2 separate regions of the Homo sapiens genome follow, and region 1 is linked to region 2. The links are chromatin contacts, found by Hi-C or POLR2A ChIA-PET in ENCODE. All regions are on one chromosome and are shown on one strand. Each heading gives the region's core, a stretch centred on a gene start or an enhancer-like site at or near the end of the contact. The rest is flanking DNA. Distances are from core to core; before and after follow the strand shown.

Region 1 (5,940 bases), core at 501-3,000, 130 kb after region 2:
GAAACAGAGGGTGGTTTAGAGAAGGAGGATATGTGAACGAATGGTACTGCTCTCGCACACTGACATTGCCAGGGCAAGTATGTTTTGATGATTATGGATCTGATCTTTCACAATCAACAGACTTCCTGTCTGTCACCTCAGACTTTAGAAACAATGAGAATAAGCTAACATGTAACTGGGAGCTCTTCATGAGAACTGAAAGAGACAACTGGAGCTGTGGTGACAGAGTGGGGCGAGTTGGTGGAGAGGGCAAACTCATTCAGCCTCCCTCATTCCCCTGGCCTTCCAGGCAGAAGCTTCTTCCACCCTGCAGCAGAGGTTATTGCTAAGAGTCCTACAACTTGCCCCTGACTGGTTCCTAGAGAAACTTCTTCCTGCAGGTTTGGGTGCAGAGTGAGCTGTGGCCTTCCAGTTCCCTGCGTGTGCACTCAGGGTGCTTGGAGCATCCTTCAGAAAAGATGGGACCTTGGAAAGTCACTGATTCTTGCTGAGTTGCAACTTCCTCATCTATGTAGGGGAGAAAACTTAGTATCTTTTCTTTATCTCTCACAGTTCATGGCTGAGGCCCATAACAAAATACGGATTAGCAAGAGAAAAGCATAACACATTTATTTAATGCAAGTTTTAAGTGACATAGGCACCTTCAGTAATGAAAACTCAAAGACCCAGGGAAAAGTGTGGATTTTTATGGACAGTCATGCAGAAGTATGACTGGAGGCAAAAGGATATGATCAAGTGGTAATAAGCGGGGGGTACTTGGTAAGGCCTGCTTGTTCAGATTCCTCTTGGCCTCTCTGTGTGACATTCCTTCCCTCCAGCTATAGGACAAGACACCTGTCACATGAAAATCTTCAGGGGAGGAGGGTGGGAGTAGGTCAGAGGTAACCTTCCTAGGTTTTAAGGCCCACTTCAGGGGAGAGAGGGACAAGAGGAATTTCAGTTTCTATGTCCCACTGTAGGGGAGAAGGGGTGGGAGAAGGTCAGAGAGACTATCTTGCTTCTGAGGTTTTCTCAATTTCCTTCAGCATGCTTCACTCAGTATGTCAATATGCCACATTCTGAGGTGGCATTTTTTGCACCTCATCTTCTGTAGTGGGGCCTTTCCTCCACTTTTATTTACTTCACAGAATGATGAACATAGTGGAGGTGATGTGAACGGTAGTTACTATGCTGCTCAGCAAGAGGAAGTGGGGTAGAAGATGGAAGCAGCTTCAGGAGGATTCCAGGCAGGAAGTATATGGGATTAGAGCAGCTGGGTGGAGCAGGGAAGTCCTCCAGGGCAGGGGAGGGGCTACCACTTACAACCTCCAGTCGGAAAGACACAGCACAAAATGGATTCTTTCCAGATTTTTCTACTTGTAATTTTTTTTTAATGAGTACACAGCATTGCATTCCTGTAAAACTTTAATTTTGTTTAAAGAACAAATGCTGCCTACATTCCAGATACTGGTTCTTGCTTCCAGGAGAATACTTGAAATAGATCTTTTCATGAACAAGTGTGTTTGTGGCCAGTGCCCCCATTGGCAAGGCTGTTGAATTAAAAATCCTTAATTTTTTTTTTTTAATTTGTACTCTGTATGTTTACTGAATTACAGAAAGGTACATTCAGAACTTTTGTCTTCTTTCCAAGTGGGTGTCTCAGGAGTCAGCAGCTGCATAAATACACACACAGTTCAGTTAACTGAAATTGGGGATTAATGATGTGTGCTACACCTGCATTTTTAATCTTGCAAAAAAAAACCCATTAAGTGCAAGCATAGAGGATTACGATGAGCCACACACCTGCAGGGAACATGGTGACCTGACGACAGAAATGAGCATGTCTGCTCTGCTGCACAACCACAGGCCAGTCGTCTCCACAGGAGGAGAGTGTTTCAAAGATGCTGATGGGAGGGAGTCCATTGTTATCGTTTCACATAAAGGACAGTGGTAACTGAACATTAGAAAAGAAAAATTGCTGTTCCATTTTTCCTTTATGCAGAAATGAACAACTTATTACAAATTTAACCAGCCTCACTGCCAGCCTTCTCAGCAGTGCCAAGTGATATGAAACAGCAGCAGCAGCAGCAGCCCATGGCATACATTTGAATACACATGGTCCTGTGGCTCACCACACGTTTTGCACTCACCCTCTTTAAAACAGCTTCTGCTTAAACCCCCACTACTTCATCCTTGGGGGCTTAATGCCTTTAGCTAAAGCTAAAGCTTCCTGGAGGCAGTGACCACATCACATCCACCTTCATATCCAACATGTAGTACAGGCTTGTCCCACAACGGATGCTCATTCGGAAGGGCAAGTACTCATTAAATGCTCCATTTAGTAAGAGGACTTATAATATTGCAATGCCCTCTGTTGAATTCCTACTATTGCATTGCCAAAGATGAAACAAAATGATAATAACCAGCATTGGCAGTATTGAGAGAAATGATGAACCTATTTAGAGTTCAAAGTAGCTGTATGGAAAATGTAGGAGTTCATTGTGAAATAGAAAGTGGCTAAAGAGGAGTCATGGTACGTAGACTGTATGGCTGAGATTTCACTTTAGTATTGCCTTTTAATAAAGCAGGTTGGAGGCCGGGCGTGGTGGTTCATGCCTGTAACCCCAGCACTTTGGGAGGTGGAGGCAGGCGGATCACGAGGTCAGGAGATTGAGACCATCCTGGCTAACACGGTGAAACCCCGTCTCTACTAAAAATACAAAAAATTAGCCGGGCATGGTGGTAGGCGCCTGTAGTCCCAGCTACTCGGGAGGCTGAGACAGGAGAATGGCGTGAACCTGGGAGGCAGAGCTTGCAGTGAGCCAAGATCACACCACTGCACTCCAACCTGGGTGACAGAGTGAGACTCCATCTCCAAAAAATAAATAAATAAATAAATAAATAAATAAAGCAGATTGGAAATACCAAAAGGATTAAAATTAGCATATTTTAAAACCAGCAATTCTAAAACATCCTAAGCAACAGCATAAATCATTAATTTGTCCTAATATTTACCTACAAAGAAGTTCATTGCAGCATTGCTTATCATATTAGAAGATTGAAACTAAACGGAATGTCCAACATAAGGGGATTTGTAGAATAAAAGCATACATCTTTCCAAGGGACTATGGAATAGATATTGAAAATGTTGTAAAGGCAGAATATTTCTATATATGGAGAGAAATAAGAAAAGCGGGTTATAAAACATACAATATGGTACACATTTCCTTCTTAGGAAAAAAGAAATGAGGCCTGGGGACTATATACATAATGGTATTTATCTGTGGGTGATGGGATTATGAGTTATTTTTATTTCTCTGTTTTTGTTTATTGGTATCTTATGTTAGTCTGAAATAAATATGTATTATTGGAGTCCAGAATATACTACCCCAAAGTATGACTGTCAAGGAGTTCAGGATATGCTACCCCAAAATATACTGTTTTGGTATGCAGTCAGCCCTCTTTATCCATGGGTTTTGTATCTAAGTATTCAGCTAATTTAAATCAAAACATATTCAAAAAAGAGAAAACAGCAACAACAAAACAATAATAAAAAATAATACAAATAAAAACCTAATATACTGTAACAACTCTTTTTGCAACATTTACATTGTATTAGGTATTATAACTAATCTAGAGATGATTTAAAGTATATGGAAGGATATATATAGATTATATGCAAATACTATACCATTTTATCACCATTTTATCATGCATACACACACATGTTAACCCAAAATAACTGAGACAGGTTTCAGTCAATTTAGGAAGTTTATTTTGGCAAAGTTAAGGATGCAAGCCCATGACACAGCCTCAGGAGGTCCTGACAACATGTGCCCAAGGTGGTCCAGTCACATTTTAGGGAGGCACCAGATATCATTCAATATATATAAAATGTACGTTGGTTCCATCTGGAAAGGCGGGACAACTCAAAGTGGGGAGAGGGCTTCCTGGTCATAGGTAGGTGAGAGATAAATGATTGCATTCTTTTGAGTTTCTGATTAGCCTTTCCAAAGGAGGCAGTCAGATATACATTTATCTAAGTGAGCATAGGAATGACTTTGAATAGAAAGGGAGGCAGGTTGGCCCAAAGCAGTTCCTGGCTTGACTTTTCCCATCAGTGTAGTGATTTTGGGGTCCTAATGAAGGAGGATATTTCCCTGACATTTTCATGGGTGGGAACTGGAGTGCATGGGCACTGGCAGGAGCAAACTCTACTCACTTGACCTACTGCACTCCACCTCTCTTGGGATGGGGAGCAGGCAGGTGAGCAGGTACAGGAGCCAGGGTGAGTGCTTTTGGGCACTGGCAAGTACAAACTCTGTACCAGCCCTGTAGTGGCATCTGGGGGTGGAGGTGCCCGTGACTCCTGTAGACTCAGAAGGAGTGTTACAGTGCCCTTTTAGCCTTGCCACCTGTGGGTGGCTTAAGTGTTAACAGCTCAGTGGAGGGTCAGTGTGACAGCCCTTTGCACCTACACTCATGGCACCCGAGATCTTGTCCAGCATCCAGAAGGAATGAGGTTGCAGGAATGAACTGAAGATGGCAAACACAGGAGAATTTATTGCCAATGAAAGTGGCTCTTAGTGGGAAGGGGAGCTGAAAAGGGGACAAAGTGGGAAGATAATCTTCCCCTGGAGTCCAGCCATGTCTGGCCAGACTCCTCTCTGAAGATATGCCATCAAGCTGTCCCTCTGAAATCAAGTTGCTTCTCTCCAACATCCAACCATAGTCTCCAATGTCCAACTACTTATCCTCCTCTCTGCTGGCTGAGTCTGGGGATTTTATGGGGTGGGCCATGGGTGATTCTGGAAAAGGCAACATTCAAGTGGGGAAACATGGATGTAAGCTCTCACTTTGGGCCAAGGTATCAGGCTTTTCAGCTCCAGGGTGGGGCCCTCTCCAGGGACTCACATATTTTATATACACACACACACACACACACACACACACACACACACGCACACGTATATATATGTGTGTGTATATATAATATGTGTATATATAAATGTAATAAAATGGTATAGTATTTGCATATATCCTACATATACGTGTGTGTGTGTGTGTGTGTGTGTGTGTATATATATATATATAAAATATGTGTATATATATTTAGTTTTTTTAAAAGAGATGGAAGTCTTTCTCTGTTGCCCAGGCTGGAGTAAAGTGGCACAATCATGGCTCCCTGCAACCATGATCTCCTGGGCTCAAGTCACCCTCCCCCAACTCAACCTCCTGAGTAGCTGGGACACCAGGCATGTGCAGCCATGTCCAGATATTTTTTAAAATTTTTTTGTACAGATGGGGTTTTGCTATGTTGCCTAGGCTAATCTCAAACTCCTGGCCTCAAGTGATCCTCCTGCCCCAGCCTCCCAAAGTGCCAGGATTATAGGCATGAGCCACTGTGCTTGGCCACTACACCATTTTATATAAGGAACTTGAGCATTGGTGAATTTTGGTATTCGCAAGGGTCCTGCAACCAATCCCCAGGGATACCAAGGGACAACTATATTTATTATTTTGAGCTGAGGGCACTTGAAAAGCAGCAAATGCAATGAGAGGCTTTCTCTGAACTCTCCTATCTGCCTAAAGACAGATCCTTCAAAATTGACTCCATTGTCATTAATCCCCTCCCTGGGAATTTCATCAACAGAAGAAGATTGACGCTTATTAAAAGAGAGGACAGGGCGGATCACCCGAGGTCAGGAGTTCAAGATCAGCCTGGCCAACATGGCGAAACTCTGTCTCTACTAAAAAATAAAAAAAATTAGCTAGGCATGGTGGTGGGTGCCTGTAATCCCAGCTACTTGGGAGGCTGAGGCAGGCGGAATTGCTTGAACCCGGAAGGCGGAGGTTGCAGTGAGCGGAGATCGTACCACTGCACTCCAGCCTGGGTGACACAGCAAGACTCTGTCTCAAAAAAAAAAAAAAAGAGGACACTGGAAATTGACACCACACCTA
Region 2 (5,774 bases), core at 855-3,354:
TTAAAATTTAAAAGACACCATAAACAAAGTAAAAAGGAAAATCATATACTGGAAAATGTGTAGAAACCACATATAAATTGCAAATTTATTTTAAAAACTCTGCAATAACACAATAGAAATGTCGCAAAGTATGTAAATACGCAGCTTAAGCAAAAAGCTCAAATGGACAACAGCATATGAAAATATGCTCAACTTCACTAGTTCTCACGGAATTGAAAAGTCAAGCGGCCAGGTACCACTTGAAACCGTCATGTCAGCAAATACAATTAATCGGGTGCACTAAGTTTTGGTGAAAATCTTGATCATTGCTGGTGAGCTTGAAAATTAACATAGCCCTCTTGGAGAGCAATTTGTCAATATTTGGCAATGTTGAAACTGACCTATGGCCCAGGAATTCTACTTCTAATTTCTTTCTTTCTTTTTTTTTTTTTTTGAGATGGAGTCTCGCTGTGTTGCCCAGGCTGGAGTGCAGTGGCAGGACCTCGGCTCACTGCAAGCTCCACCTCCCGGGTTCACGTCATTCTCCTGCCTCAGCCTCCCAAATAGCTGGGATTACAGGCACCCACCACCACGCCCGGCTAATTTTTTGTATTTTTAGTAGAGACGTGGTTTCACCGTGTTAGCCAGGAGATGATCTCTGTCTCCTGACCTCGTGATCTGCCCGCCTCGGCCTCCCAAAGTGCTGGGATTACAGGCGTGAGCCACTGCGCCCGGCCTCTACTTCTTCGTTCTTTAGGGTCTACTCCCATATACACTAGGCATGTGTGCTAGTGTAAATGTACAAACATGCTAATTGTATTCTTTGTAATTTAAAAAGTGGGGAAAAAAGTCATGCTCCTGAATAGAATCGATTTAAAAAATAATTGTTTTTATTGAAAAGTTTATTAAACAATCTTAAAGCTAGATTTACATTGATATTCACAATGATAAATTCCTAAAGTGGCCGGTTAAGTGCAAAATGTAAATTGTAAAAAGATATTTAAAGGATATCATTTACATAAATTTAAAAACCATGCAAGATCATATTTAAATAAAACTATGCATGGAAAAAATAAGAAAAATCACGTGGGAACAATATAGACAAATTTAAGGAGGTTCACTCTGGGGAGGGGAGGGATGAAGGTGGGGCCTTACTGTATCTTCAAAGTCTTACTTATTTAAGGAGAAAAAAAAGCAAGTTGTTTCCAGTAATACTAACATCTAAACATCTTGGTGATGATATATTTGTTACTTTTATTGTTAAAAACAAAATTTCTCATTTTATTTTGCATTTTGAAAAAGGAGACAGGAGGAGAGAAGAATCATGGACTCCCTGGGCACAGCACCGCAGGTGGCTTTGCCAGTTCTCCCAGCCCCGCGCTGCTCCTGCGCCTGCGCTGAGCCTCCACGTGTCCTCAGGAGACTTAGCCTAGCCTGGGTATCACCAGCAGTGGGCCAGGCCGCTTTGCCTTCAACTCCCAACAGTAACCTTGCAGAGGTCAGCCTGGGGCCACCAGGAGGAGTTAGTAAGAGCTTATCCTGTGGGGGCACTCACTGGGGCTGGTGGCCGGGAAATCCCAGGTGTTTTGTTGGTTTGAGTTTTGTTGTGTTTTTATTTTTCTTCCGCTGAGATCAGGACTGAAGCAGGGACGCAGTGCTCAGCACGCCCAGCCCACCGCGGGCCACTGCGCGGAGAACCTCTGCCAGGGTCGCCTGCTCACGTCCCCTAATCCGCTCCTGGCGCGCGTTCCTGTCCTCCTCCTGCTGTGACTAGTGTGCATGGAAGGGCACAGTGGTGGCAGAAAGACTTGTGGCGAGATATCAAGATCCACAGGAAGTCATAAGAGAAAAAGCATTTTGTTTGAACTCCACCCACTGACCTTTTGTGGGTGAGCTTTCGGTGAAACAGCAACATCCTCAGAAATCTTAGAGACACGGCTTTGTAACCCGGGGGAGAGACACCGCTTCCAAATATAATTGACGTGGCTTTCCTGCCTTAATTCGGGGTATCCTTTTTCCACCACATAATCTTCCCTTTGTCCGCGCTGATTCCTGTTTAGTTTGGCAGGGCCAGCTGCTGGCAGGCTCCCCCAGTGCTGAATGCTCCGCGCTCCACTGTGCTGGGCCTGCTGAAAAAGCAGACAGCGCTCCCTCTCCCCCAGAATCAGGAGCCAAATGCCACACCGATTGTGCAACTTGTCTCTGGTTACCAGGAAAACGTAAAGAAATGCCAATGAAGCAGAAAGGTCGACAAAATTCTTTCCAACGCTTGAACAAAAAAGGTATTTTTAGGGCCCTAGATTTATGGAAGTCAATTCTTCCACTCCTCGCCAGGCTTTCAAACCTCCTATTCTTTGCACTACATTATTTGAATAAACCGTAAATACCCTTAGTTGCTCTAATAGCAACTGCTGGTCCATATTGTGCAAGGCGGCCATGGTCTGAAGACCTTGTTGAATTTGAAAGACAGAAGTTCCGTTTCTGGCACATAAACTTGAATCAGGGCTATAGTTAAGAGTGCCAGTGAGGTCCACATTTTGACAGCTAGATAAGCAGGTCATTTATTCAAAAGGACTTTGAATCCATGCCCAGAGTCAAATGCAGTCCTTTGTAAAGCCCAGCAGGCTTGAAATAAAAACTTCTTAACTGAGTTGATCAGTGTCCTGCATTTTAGGGGTCAGGAAAGTATTTATGATAAGTTGGAAATGGACAGGGCAGGAAATTCTGGGCCTGGAAGGATGGCTTCCTCACCAGGGACCGCACCACCATATTTTCTAATTTGTGTCTTGAGGGAAAGTTTATATTTTTTGCTGAAAATATTATCTCCTTGTGACAAAACCACAAGTCTGGGAAGAGAACACAAAAGGAATAAAGAACAAATGAGATCTGTGATGCCTCCTGGATAAAACTTTAAAAACCCATAGGCATTGATCAATCCAATTTACTGAATAAATATGTACCAGGTGTTGTGTTAGGTTCTAAGGGGCTAAAATAACTAAGATACTGAACTAAAGTAGAACTATTGGGCTCCTAATGTGATAGTTTTTCCACTATAGACAGCCCTCTTCTTCCAAGGGTCCCTGCCAGGGCTTCCCCTACCCTAAACAGTGCCTTGGTAAAAATTAGGAAAGTCACCCCTTCCTTAAGACACTTGACTTTCCAACAGTGCCTTGGTAAGAATTAGGCGAGTCCTTAAGACACTTGACTTTCCTCTGGCAGAAAATTGCAAAGAAAGTGTGCACAAACCTACAATGTGAATGATGCCTTCCTGTGTGTGTGTGCCTTTGTTTAGGGCACAACCTGACCGGTCTGATCATCAGACACGGTGATCCACACTCAAGATGGGAAAGAAAGCCAGGGGCACAGCCTCCTGGAAGCCCCTACTCCCTGCCTCATCCACACCTTGTTGCAAAAACCGCACCATCCTTTAAGACTTCTCCATGAAGCATCACTTCAGGGAGGCTGTTTTCTTTTTCTCTTGTCTATTCCCCTTCTGGGAATATACCCATTCACCCTGGCCATCAGACAGCCCTGTATATGTCAACCCAAGGTCTCACTCAAGCTCTCTCTCAAAGGGCTCCTGGGCCCCATGCAAATTTAGAATGGAGTAAATTTGCATTAAACAGTTTAATGTGTTGCAGAAAATATCAGAGAATGGCAAACTCCTGTGGCCTGGACTTCTCAGAGTACACAAAAGACCGAAGACTGTTCTAACTTCACAGATGTTCTGTCAAAGGCTCATGTGGCCCCCCAGATAATCTGTTATGCAAGTAAAAACAGTTAATAAGTTGCCTAAAGGCTCGTCTTCCAGTCATTTTTTCCTCTTTAGATCTGAAAGAACTCTTTTGAGCAACTTCAAAGTTCAAATTGTGGTATTAAGTTTGAGTTGAAATGGGTCCTTTCTCTTTTTCTCAGAATTATACTGAAATGAATGTGCTCTGCTGCATCCTGGCATGCACTGGAGATGGGGGTTAGGTCAAAAATGAATAGGATGGTTCCTGCCTTCAAGCAGCCAATAGGAATAAAAATACTTTGCATGTGTAGTTTCCAAATTGTTTTCACATATATCACAACACCCACAGCAGCTTTGAGAGGGAGATGTTATTACATATATTTTATAGGTAAAGTGGATGAGGCTCAGAAAGGGTGAGTCTAAGCTTACACAGTAGTGAATTGAAGTGACACCCGAAACTCTGCTCTAAATTTTATCTTTCCCCAGGCTGAAGCTATAGTCCACAGAGCAAAGTAGTGTGATTAGTGTCACCTTAGTAGTGCAAACAAAGTTGTGGGCACAGAATTAGAGGGAGTAGTTTTCCCTGAGGGTGCAGTAAGGTGGTGTGAGGAATGGGGAAATGGAAGAGAGAAGAGATAGGGTTGCAACTGGTGAGTCCCAGAGGAAGGGCGAATGGCAGCAGGAATGGCCTGGCTTAGCCAAGCACCCAGAAAGGAGAAAGTCAGGCCTTGGTGAATGTTGAGTGGATAACCAAGCACCATTGGTCTGGAAGCTTGAGGGCTGGTCTGGAGGCTTGCAGGCTGTCAAACTCTTGAAGGAGTGAGAGAATGAAGGTCCTGACAGGACAGGCTTTGAGCATAAAGTGATTTCAGTGGACGTGGGAGCCACTCGGATAGTGACAAGCTCAGATTTGTGTTTGGTGGAGAAATGTTAATTTAGCAGCAGGGTGAGGAAGGGATTATCAGAAGGGGTGGGAAAGGACACAAAAGAACTTCCAGGTCCTTTTAGGGCTAAAAGTGCAGATGTGAGATCTCAACCCAGGCAGCAACAGTGGGAGCAGAAGGCAGGGGAGAAGCATGAGATTACAAAGAAACACACCTCAGCTGTTTTAGGGTGTTCAGATGGGGACTTCTAAGTGCACATGAACATAGTCAGTTGTATTCTTTTCCAGTGGAGGGATCCTAGCTTTCAGACATCCCCTTTTGTGGAAGCCAATTAAATGTTTTAAAATTAAAGCAGATTAAAGCAGAGCTGATCTGGCCGAAGAGGGGTGCTTGGATGCCTGGTGCTCCAGCTTCCTGAGGTAGAGCCCTTGGCAACCAGCTCAGCTTGAAAACCAGAGCTCCAGTGCTCCAGCAGGACCCGAAGGCTGCCTAAATAGACCGTATCTCTATGGATACATTCTCCGTGTGTGTGTGTGTGTGTGTGTGTGTTTCTTGGAAAATTGGAATTAGAGTCTTTCCTACTGTCTGTGATTGATTGCAGCCAAATATTGCTATGTAAAAGTTTCAGAATTTCAGGATCCAGAAAAGTAACTGGTCCCTTTGAGACCAATGTTGACCCTACTTGCATTTTCAGCCAGCTGGTGGGCCACAGGTGTTCACTGAGTGTGGATTCTGTGTCCACCCTTCCGCATGTCAGGGGTGCTGCACTGACTGGCAAAGTCTCAGAGCTCAAGGAGCTTCTGTATTAGTGGGGGACACAGGCAACACATATACGTGAGCAAATAATACTTTTAAACATAATCAAGTGCCATGAAAAAAACAAAACAAAACAGGGTAATGTGATTGAGAGCCAAGGAGGCCAGACAATCTGACAAGGTGGTGTTTGACCTGTGATTTTCAAGAAGCAGAGGCTCCCAAGTAGATCTGGGGGACATACATTTCAAACAGCAAGGCCAGCAAGCATCAAGTGCATGAGCCTGGTGCTGGCTCAGTGTGCTAGAGGGTCAAAGACAAGGCTGGGGAGGGGTGAGTGAGTGCAAGAGGGAAAGAAGATAGGATTCTCGTTAGGCAGGCACCGATCACATGGGGCCTGGCTGGACCAACCAGTAGGATTTCAT

Evidence for each region. Hi-C counts contacts between places; a loop is a spot of excess contacts on that map. ChIA-PET counts read pairs that join two places held with the same protein, here RNA polymerase II (POLR2A). Pooled maps may share reads with other maps.
Region 1: a loop to region 2 is called in a pooled map, with 4 times the contacts of the local background. The contact joins two enhancer-like sites. A Hi-C loop is called at or near these places in 5 of 50 pooled maps. POLR2A ChIA-PET finds 5 or more read pairs at or near these places in 3 of 52 experiments (CD8-positive, alpha-beta memory T cell, activated CD4-positive, alpha-beta T cell and activated T-cell).

What each region holds. Positions count from the first base shown.
Region 1 is chr13:33,744,006-33,749,945 of GRCh38, forward strand. No RefSeq gene overlaps it. Among named protein-coding and RNA genes, the nearest start is that of RFC3, 71 kb to the right of the region's middle. Within about 2 kb of position 1,751, at least 10 of the 41 ENCODE cell types and tissues checked have a DNase peak (open chromatin) inside an H3K27ac peak, as active enhancers do.
Region 2 is chr13:33,609,152-33,614,925 of GRCh38, forward strand. LOC102723406 (a long non-coding RNA gene) reads left to right here. Exons shown (of 6, transcript XR_007063750.1): 5 at 1,282-1,477; 6 at 1,616-2,627. It also overlaps a transcript of STARD13 not described here. Among named protein-coding and RNA genes, the nearest start is that of RFC3, 210 kb to the right of the region's middle. Within about 2 kb of position 2,105, at least 25 of the 41 ENCODE cell types and tissues checked have a DNase peak (open chromatin) inside an H3K27ac peak, as active enhancers do.